Regions from separate parts of the Homo sapiens genome. Here all the other regions are linked to region 2. Evidence: chromatin loops called from intact Hi-C (ENCODE). Cell type or tissue: B cell. All regions are shown on one strand. Region 1 has its middle 52 kb from the start of TNFSF13B. Region 2 overlaps ABHD13 (abhydrolase domain containing 13). Region 3 overlaps MYO16 (myosin XVI).

Region 1 (2,500 bases), 94 kb before region 2:
TAATGGTGGATGCAGAACTTCATGCACTTGTCAAATCTCACAGAACTGTACAACACAAAGTGATTCTTAATGCAAACTATGGACTTGAGTTAACACATCAACGTTTTTCAATAAGCATAAAAATGTTCATTAATTGTAGCAAATGTACCAAACTAATGCAAGATTTCATCAATGGGGAAACGGTGGGGTTAGGAAACAGGGAGTATGTGGAAACCCTGTGCTTTCTGCTCAATTTTTCTATAAACCACAAACTTCTCTAAAAAACTAAAGTTGACTAGTTTTAAGAAATTAATTTTTAAAAATTAAATTAGATAATAGATGAAATTGTGTTAGAGCAGTGACTGACACATAAATAGCCTAAAAACATAAACAGAAGGAGACAAGTATGTGCTATGTGTAGGTGTCAGGATACATCAATAAAAACAATAGTTAAAGGGCAGGTGTATCTCATTGTACATCAGTCAAGGATGTGCATATTTTGGGCTGAAGATAAAAAAGTGTTCATAATCTAGAAAAGGATTAGGAAGTCAAGACATTGAAGAACCAGAAAAAATTATGTCAGACGGAGGAAAAATCCCAGTAACCGTTTCCTGGGAAATCCAGGCTAATTTGAGGAGGAGCTGTTTAAAGTCAAAAATGGAAAGAAATTCTTATAAAGACTGAACCAATTTAGGGTAGACCTTGCCCTCTAACCTCCCTCTCTACAGCTGCTATCTGCCATCATCCCTTCTCTTTGCCCCCAAGGTCTGGAGATTGTAAGTGTGTCAAAGTCCTCAGGTACACAACTGATTTGGAACTGAACTGGAACCATGGGTTCCAACAAATAGGAAAAAGTAGAAGCTGCCATGTCGTAAACTTTCATTAGGCATGGCATATGGTTTTAAGAAACACTTAAAGTATCTGTTTGGTCTCTTAATATTCTTTCAGTTCATGGTTTTATAAATTTTGGTGTTTGTCTATCATCAATTTAATTGCGTTTAAGAATAACCCAGACTGTACACTTTAGTTGTTCAAGTGCTTCCCTCTAGTGGTGATACACATGTACATCACTGTAAAGGAAGGAATAGGCTACATTGTCTAACCTGAATATTTTGTGGGTTTGTTTCCAAATTAATGTGGCATGTACAGTTAAATAGTTTCATGACTAAAAAAAAAAATCTGAATTTCAAAGTAATCTCTTGGGAATTTGGCAAATACTATCTGGCCAGGTGATCATGTACCCTGACTTGATGAAATATGTAAGATATTATTTTCCAAAAGACATATAACCGCCTTCTAACCATAAGAAAAATATCAGATAAACCCAAACTGAGAGTCACTCTATAAAACACCCAATACTCCTTAAGGCTGTCAAGGTATGAAAAACAAGGAAAGACTAGAAACTGTCAGAGACCAGGGGATGTTAAGGAGACATGTCTGTTAATGCAATGAGGTACAGGTGACTAGACTCAGGACCAGAAAAAGAACATAAGTGGAAAGACTATTAAAATCCAAATAGAGTATGGCATTTAGTTAATAACAATGTATCATTGTTTCTTAGCTGTGACAAATATTTTGTGAGTAATGTATTAAAAATAGGAGAAACTGGGTGAGGAATTATAGGTACTATCAGCAAAATTTTGTAACTTTTTGTAAATCTAAATATATTCTAAGATTGAAAAGATATTAAAATTGACATGTTCTCTCAAAGAGCACATCAAAACTTTTCTCAACCTACTTTTCTTTTCTTTTCTTTCTTTCTCCCTCTCTCCCTCTCTCCTTCTCTCTTTCTCCCTTCCTTTCTTTCTTTTGCATATTCCTTTAAGTCCTCTCTTCCCAGGATTCTAATATCAAGTTCGTAATATTTTTAACTAAATTCTGTAACTTCTTGCACAACTTTGTAAACATATTAAAGTCATTTAATTTTACATTTAAAATAGGAAAATTTTACAGCATGTGTATTGTATCTCAAGAAAGTCTTAAAATCGGTACATTCTATCAATTGATTCTAATTTCATCTTCTCATGTTACTGCTCTTTAAATATTGAAACTATTCCCTTCCTTCTTTTTTCTCTTTTTTTGCATTCTTTATTTGAGAGGGGGATGTCCTTCCTTTTGAAGAGAAATTTTTAAGTCTTTACATTTCATTATTTGAACAGTTTCTGTAATTTCACTGTCAGGTCATTATCTCATAGACACGTCCCAGAGTCTGAAAACACTTCCACATTTGTGACCCATTCTGAATGCAATATATCAATTGATTCTAAAGTGAAAGTCTTATTTTCAGTTTCAAATGTTATTTCTAACATAAGAGAACAACATTTTCCCTTCTTAATAATACAGTGCTAGAAATTGACGGAGAAACATAATACAGTAGGTTGAGCATAACCTTTAGGCTCAAAGTCAAAACATTTACTTGCTATATTATTTCAGAAAAAGTAAGAGTCTTGATATGGTTTGGATCTGTGTCCTCACCAAATCTTGTGTCAAATTTGAACCTCTAATATTGGAAGTGGGGCAT
Region 2 (2,500 bases):
TGTCCTTTCTGTTCTCAACAGTTTCCTTTCTACCATATCCCTCCACTGTCATATTTAGGAAACACTAATATTCTTCAAATTAACTCATTTTTAACAAGTGCTTATTCTTCATATACGTGTTCTCACGGATTTGACCCAAAAAAAGTTGATGCGATAGTGTCATTTTTTTTTTTTAATGAGAAAACAGAAGCTCAGGGGCATAAGTAGACTGGCTATCATCTGCTTCTCAATGTAGAAGAGCTGGGAGGCAAACAAGCATGATTCTAGAGATTGTGGTACATCTGCTGTTAGGTTACGTATGTCCAGGGCAAACTGTACTGAAAAGGCAGTTCAGAAATTCCAACATAGCAAGACCAATCTAATATACTTTGTCAATTTTTTTCACATACGGTAGCAAAAACTAAAGAAACTAGGGTAAGGAGTTGGGCAAAACAAAATAAAACAAAAAAAAACAACTAGGGAAAGAAAGAATAAAAGTATCCCCCCTCTACCTCGAAGTTTTAATACTAAACTTAAATAATTTGCTTAAACACTAGATTCTAATATTGTATTAGTTTTAAGAAAATTATTAATGATTTATCTTTCATATGTAATTAAAAATAAATATCATATTGCTAGTGTCATGAGATCGGCAGTATCTTTTATATACTCTTTAATGAAGTTTCACGTCCTGGGGTCAATAGATTGCTAAAATGTATTGATAAGGCAATAAATACTTGAGGGTTCAGTGTGAAACAAATACACAGAAATCCTCTGAGAAACAGAGATAAATAAAGTAAAATGACTCACTGGAGAACAATTCTTAAAAAGATTACTAAAATATGTTAACTGATATAAAGAAAGTAAAAACTATTAAAAGAGAATTTTTTGTTATCAAAAGGTTTATACATGTTGTCTTAAAAAGGCAAAAGAATTGAGATATGTTACAAATTTTCTTATGTACTATTCGTCTACTTATGCTTATTTACTGAACTTTTAAAAATACTACATTTCCTTCTTTCCCACTGACCAAACTGCTATAAAGAGGTTATAGATTGATTATACAAATAATGAGTTGGATGATTTAACAAATTTGATTTTTTTCTATTATTTCACTAAACATAGACTTTTACATTTGAATTATTATTCAAATGAACTGAACCTTTTTGAGCATAAACCAACATTTTTCTGATTTCCCAGAAATCAACACTGCCACCCAGTGGTAGCAAGTTTTATTACAGTATCACATCCTCCCTGAATAACTATTTATCACTTATTTCCAGTCTCAATTGCCTTTTCAGTAGAATGAGTTTTTAAAATGCTTACCTATGAGGCTGGTCATTAGTATCAAGTAAGATTAATAATGAGATCATTCATAAATGTTACAGACATGTTAACTTTATTTGCTTTTGTGACTGGTATTTCTGGCTCTACTACTTTCTTACTGTGTTCTGCTCAAATTAGTTCTTACTTAAAAAATTATATAAAACCAGATAAAATAGCTCCAAATACACGAATAAGGCATATTTTAAAATTTGAATCTTATATTTACATTTATATCAATTTACATAGTTAAATTTTCAACTAATGAACTTTGAAAAGTTATTTTCGTTTTAGTAGCCTCTAACATCTAATTTTAGCAAATACTGAATTAAAATTTATAAGACTAGGAATTGTATATCTCTTTTTCACTATTGCATCTCTAATATCTAGTACAGCACTTTATATATACTTACGACTAAAACATTTTTAAAATAATCTAATTACATATACGAATTATTCAATTTATTTTAAAAAAAGTATTCTGAGCAGTGGGCATATATGTTTAAAACAACATCAGAAAAATGGGCGTATTTGTTTGGGTCTATTACTGGCTAGGAATAATAAGGGATAAACTTACCGTTTTCCACAAAACATTCCTGAAAAGTCACATTAACTAAACTGTTTTGTGATAAACAATCATAATCTCACAATCAGTTGTTGCACTATGGAAGTCGGAATAAAAGTCCATTCATCTTGAGTAATATCAAATGGAAGTCATTTTTAAGAACAGGTTAATAAAAATTGCTCTGGGGTGGCGGAGTGCGTGGGTATGGGTGTGTTTTCTCCTTAACATATTCTTATATTGCTGGTTTAGAGTAAGAACTCCACTCACGGATTGCCTTATTTTTACCTAACCCCACTTGCTAATAATCTCTGTTCCCTAGTCTGTATGATATATATTTCCATCTCAAAGGTGATCTTAAAGGAACCAGGACAAGTGAACAATATCAGGAAGGATTTTTAATTTACTGAATTTGCTGAAAGTATCAGCAAAGCATAATTACCATGCACCATCTGCTGAGATGTAAAAACAACTTCATACCCAGATGTTATGACAGTCAATAGAAACAAACACTGCCTCTAATAAAGTCGACTGCATGGATCCTACAGCCAGCATTATGTTTTCTATTGATTTTGTCAATAAATTAGTGTGAGTAAACGGTTAACAAAACCTTTCTCCCTCTTCAGATAAAAAATG
Region 3 (2,500 bases), 670 kb before region 2:
TATATAATAATCTAATTTTAAAGATGATAAAAGTAAATTGATAGCAGTGATGATAGCAATGTTTTCTGGGAAAAAAATGAAATAGTACTTAGTAACTCTTCGTTTTTGTATCTTTTCCTATAATCTAATATGAAATATGTAGTTATATACATACGGTGAAAATAAGAGGGTAATGATAGCACATTTTAAATATTAATAATATTACATTAAACAATTATTTTTAAAGTCATAAAAATAGGATAATCTTTAAAAATATTTTGCTTCTAGTTATTCTGGTGTTGTGTCTGATAAGTAATGTTTTGATTATTCTTGGAAAAAGGACATTACAGGTAATTAATAACTTGTTCCCCTAACAGTCAATATAGGGAAATGGTTAAATGCATGTGCCTGGGAGTGAGAAGGAGCTACCCCCACACCCCAACACTGCTAATGAGAAATTATGTAACGCTGAGGAGGTCCTCTGAATTCCTCAAACCTCATTTTCCTTAATTCTCACGCTGGAATAACTCCTTCAGTGTTTGTCAGTGTCCGCTGTGTAAAGCACTCAGCTTTACGTCTGGCACAGAGAAAACATTCAGCAAATAACAACAGTGAATTTTACTTTTGTGAATAGCAATAGACAATGTTCCCGTCCTGCTCACTATGTACCAGGCAGTGTTCTAACGGGTGATGTGTCTGTGCATGTGTGTTCTCTGTTAACTCTCGGAACCAGTGTATATTTTACACTGCTTTACAGAAAAAAGGACATAGACCAATTAGTTTTCCCAAGGCTCAAAGGTTGTCAACAATGAAGCTGGGAGTTGAACCCAGGTGAGTTGGCTTTCAGAATCACACACTTAACCACTGCACTATGCAGTAATTACTGCTGAAATACCAATAAAGACATAGAAGGCATGAAACGAATATAAAACTACAACTACTTAACAAAATGTAAATACCCCATGGCATTCTTTCACTGTACGTTGTCATCCATGAGTCAAGATTAAAATGCTAAATAAACTATGCAATAACCAGTTTTTTATCTTTAATTAGCCACTTGGCCGATAGGTGGCACTAAATAAATGTATTAAGAGAAATACTGAGCTAAACAAAACTGGCATTATTCCGCTGCTCACCTTGATTTCAAAAACAACAATGACAACGTTGCACAGTAACAAAATTTAAATAAAAATATAAATGAAGAAAATTAAATATATATATTTTCCTCAATATTTACTTATTCAAATTTTATTGACTTTTTTTTTGTATTTATAATGTATGGTATTTTTTCTATAAATTTATGTCCCTATATAAGTCATGGACTATTATGGTAGGAGTTAATCTACTGTATTTTCTGAAAGTAAAGACTTGTGGCATCCTCTATAAAAAATATTAACTCAATCGATATCAACCCATCAGTCTGCTCTCTGAAAGCTATTGCATAGTGAATGCTTATTTAAGTGATTTCAATGGAATTGAATATTCTTAAAGTTGAAATTCATTTGGACCAGAGTTGGTGAAGGTTCCAGGTAGTTTCTTCCTGAAACATGACTTTTCTGTTCCAATAAATTTAATGTCATGGAAAATGCCCTGCTTCCAATGTTTGAAATTCAAATGCAGGGGTTAGAAACAAAACAGCCCTTCCTAACTGCTCTTAGCTGCTCTGAAACTTTGTGGGGGAACAAAGCCATGTCTGTGGTGATCGGGTTCCATCCGTCCATCTACCCAGTGGGTAAAGTGCACTTGAAGCCCAGGACAAAGGCAGGTGAGCTCATGCAGGCTTTTAAGATGGGCCAAATGAGGTGTAAGACTGACAGAAAGATTTCAGTCACTTCTCGTAAGAATAAGTGTTTGACCTGCATATAATCACCAAAAGTCATTTCTGGACCTCAATGCTGCACTCTCTCACTTACTAGATGTTACCAACTGAATCTTCCTCCTTCTCTCTCTTCTCCCAAAACCTCCTTCAGGGAGAGTACTGTGTGTTGTGACAGTGTGAACTTCTAGTTTCCACCCAAACCCTTTCATTTTGGGTTCTCTGGCTTCCCATACTCCACTGAGATGGCAATCTTTAATTTTAACAATGATGCCATTATTATCAACCACAGGAAGAGTTTCTCTACTCCTCAGTGTCTGCACAATACTACAATGAAGACCACCCCAATACATCCTCACTGATATGGTTTGGCTCTGTTTCCCCACCCAAATCTCGAGTCGAATTGTAATCCCCACATGTCAAAGGAGAGACCCGGTGGGGGGTGATTGAGTCATGGGGGCAGTTTTCCCCATGCTGCTCTCATGATCGTGAAGGCATTCGCATGAGATCTATGGTTTAAAACTGGCAGTTTCCCCTGCGCATGCTCTCTCTCCTGCCATCATGTAAGATGTGCCTTGCTTCTTTCTTCTTCACCTCCTGCCATGACTGTAAATTTCCTGAGGCTTCCCCAGCCATGCAGAACTGTGAGTCAATTAAACCTCCTTTTTTTAAAAAATAAATTTCCTAGTCTCAGGTGGTATCTTT

The links. Peaks named below come from ENCODE experiments on the same cell type or tissue, not always from the same donor. Only the 100,000 strongest peaks of a DNase experiment are listed, where the experiment ranks them.
Region 1: it touches region 2 in a loop (4-fold over the local background); 23 of 110 quality-filtered maps call a loop at or near these places.
Region 3: a loop joins it to region 2, with 20 times the contacts of the local background. A loop is called at or near these places in 35 of 110 quality-filtered maps.

Annotation. Positions count from the first base shown.
Region 1 is chr13:108,320,932-108,323,431 of GRCh38, reverse strand. No RefSeq gene overlaps it. Among named protein-coding and RNA genes, the nearest start is that of TNFSF13B, 52 kb to the right of the region's middle. In B cell, CTCF peaks have their summits at 635, 835 and 1,041 (motif pointing left); a DNase peak (open chromatin) is centred at 1,001.
Region 2 is chr13:108,226,546-108,229,045 of GRCh38, reverse strand. The region is part of intron 1 of ABHD13 (abhydrolase domain containing 13); the gene reads right to left. Among named protein-coding and RNA genes, the nearest start is that of ABHD13, 9.4 kb to the right of the region's middle. In B cell, CTCF peaks have their summits at 985 and 1,186 (motif pointing left); a DNase peak (open chromatin) is centred at 1,205; H3K27ac peaks cover 389 bases.
Region 3 is chr13:108,893,954-108,896,453 of GRCh38, reverse strand. The region is part of intron 14 of MYO16 (myosin XVI); the gene reads right to left. Among named protein-coding and RNA genes, the nearest start is that of MYO16-AS2, 210 kb to the left of the region's middle. In B cell, a CTCF peak has its summit at 1,042 (motif pointing right); a DNase peak (open chromatin) is centred at 1,033; H3K27me3 peaks cover 440 bases.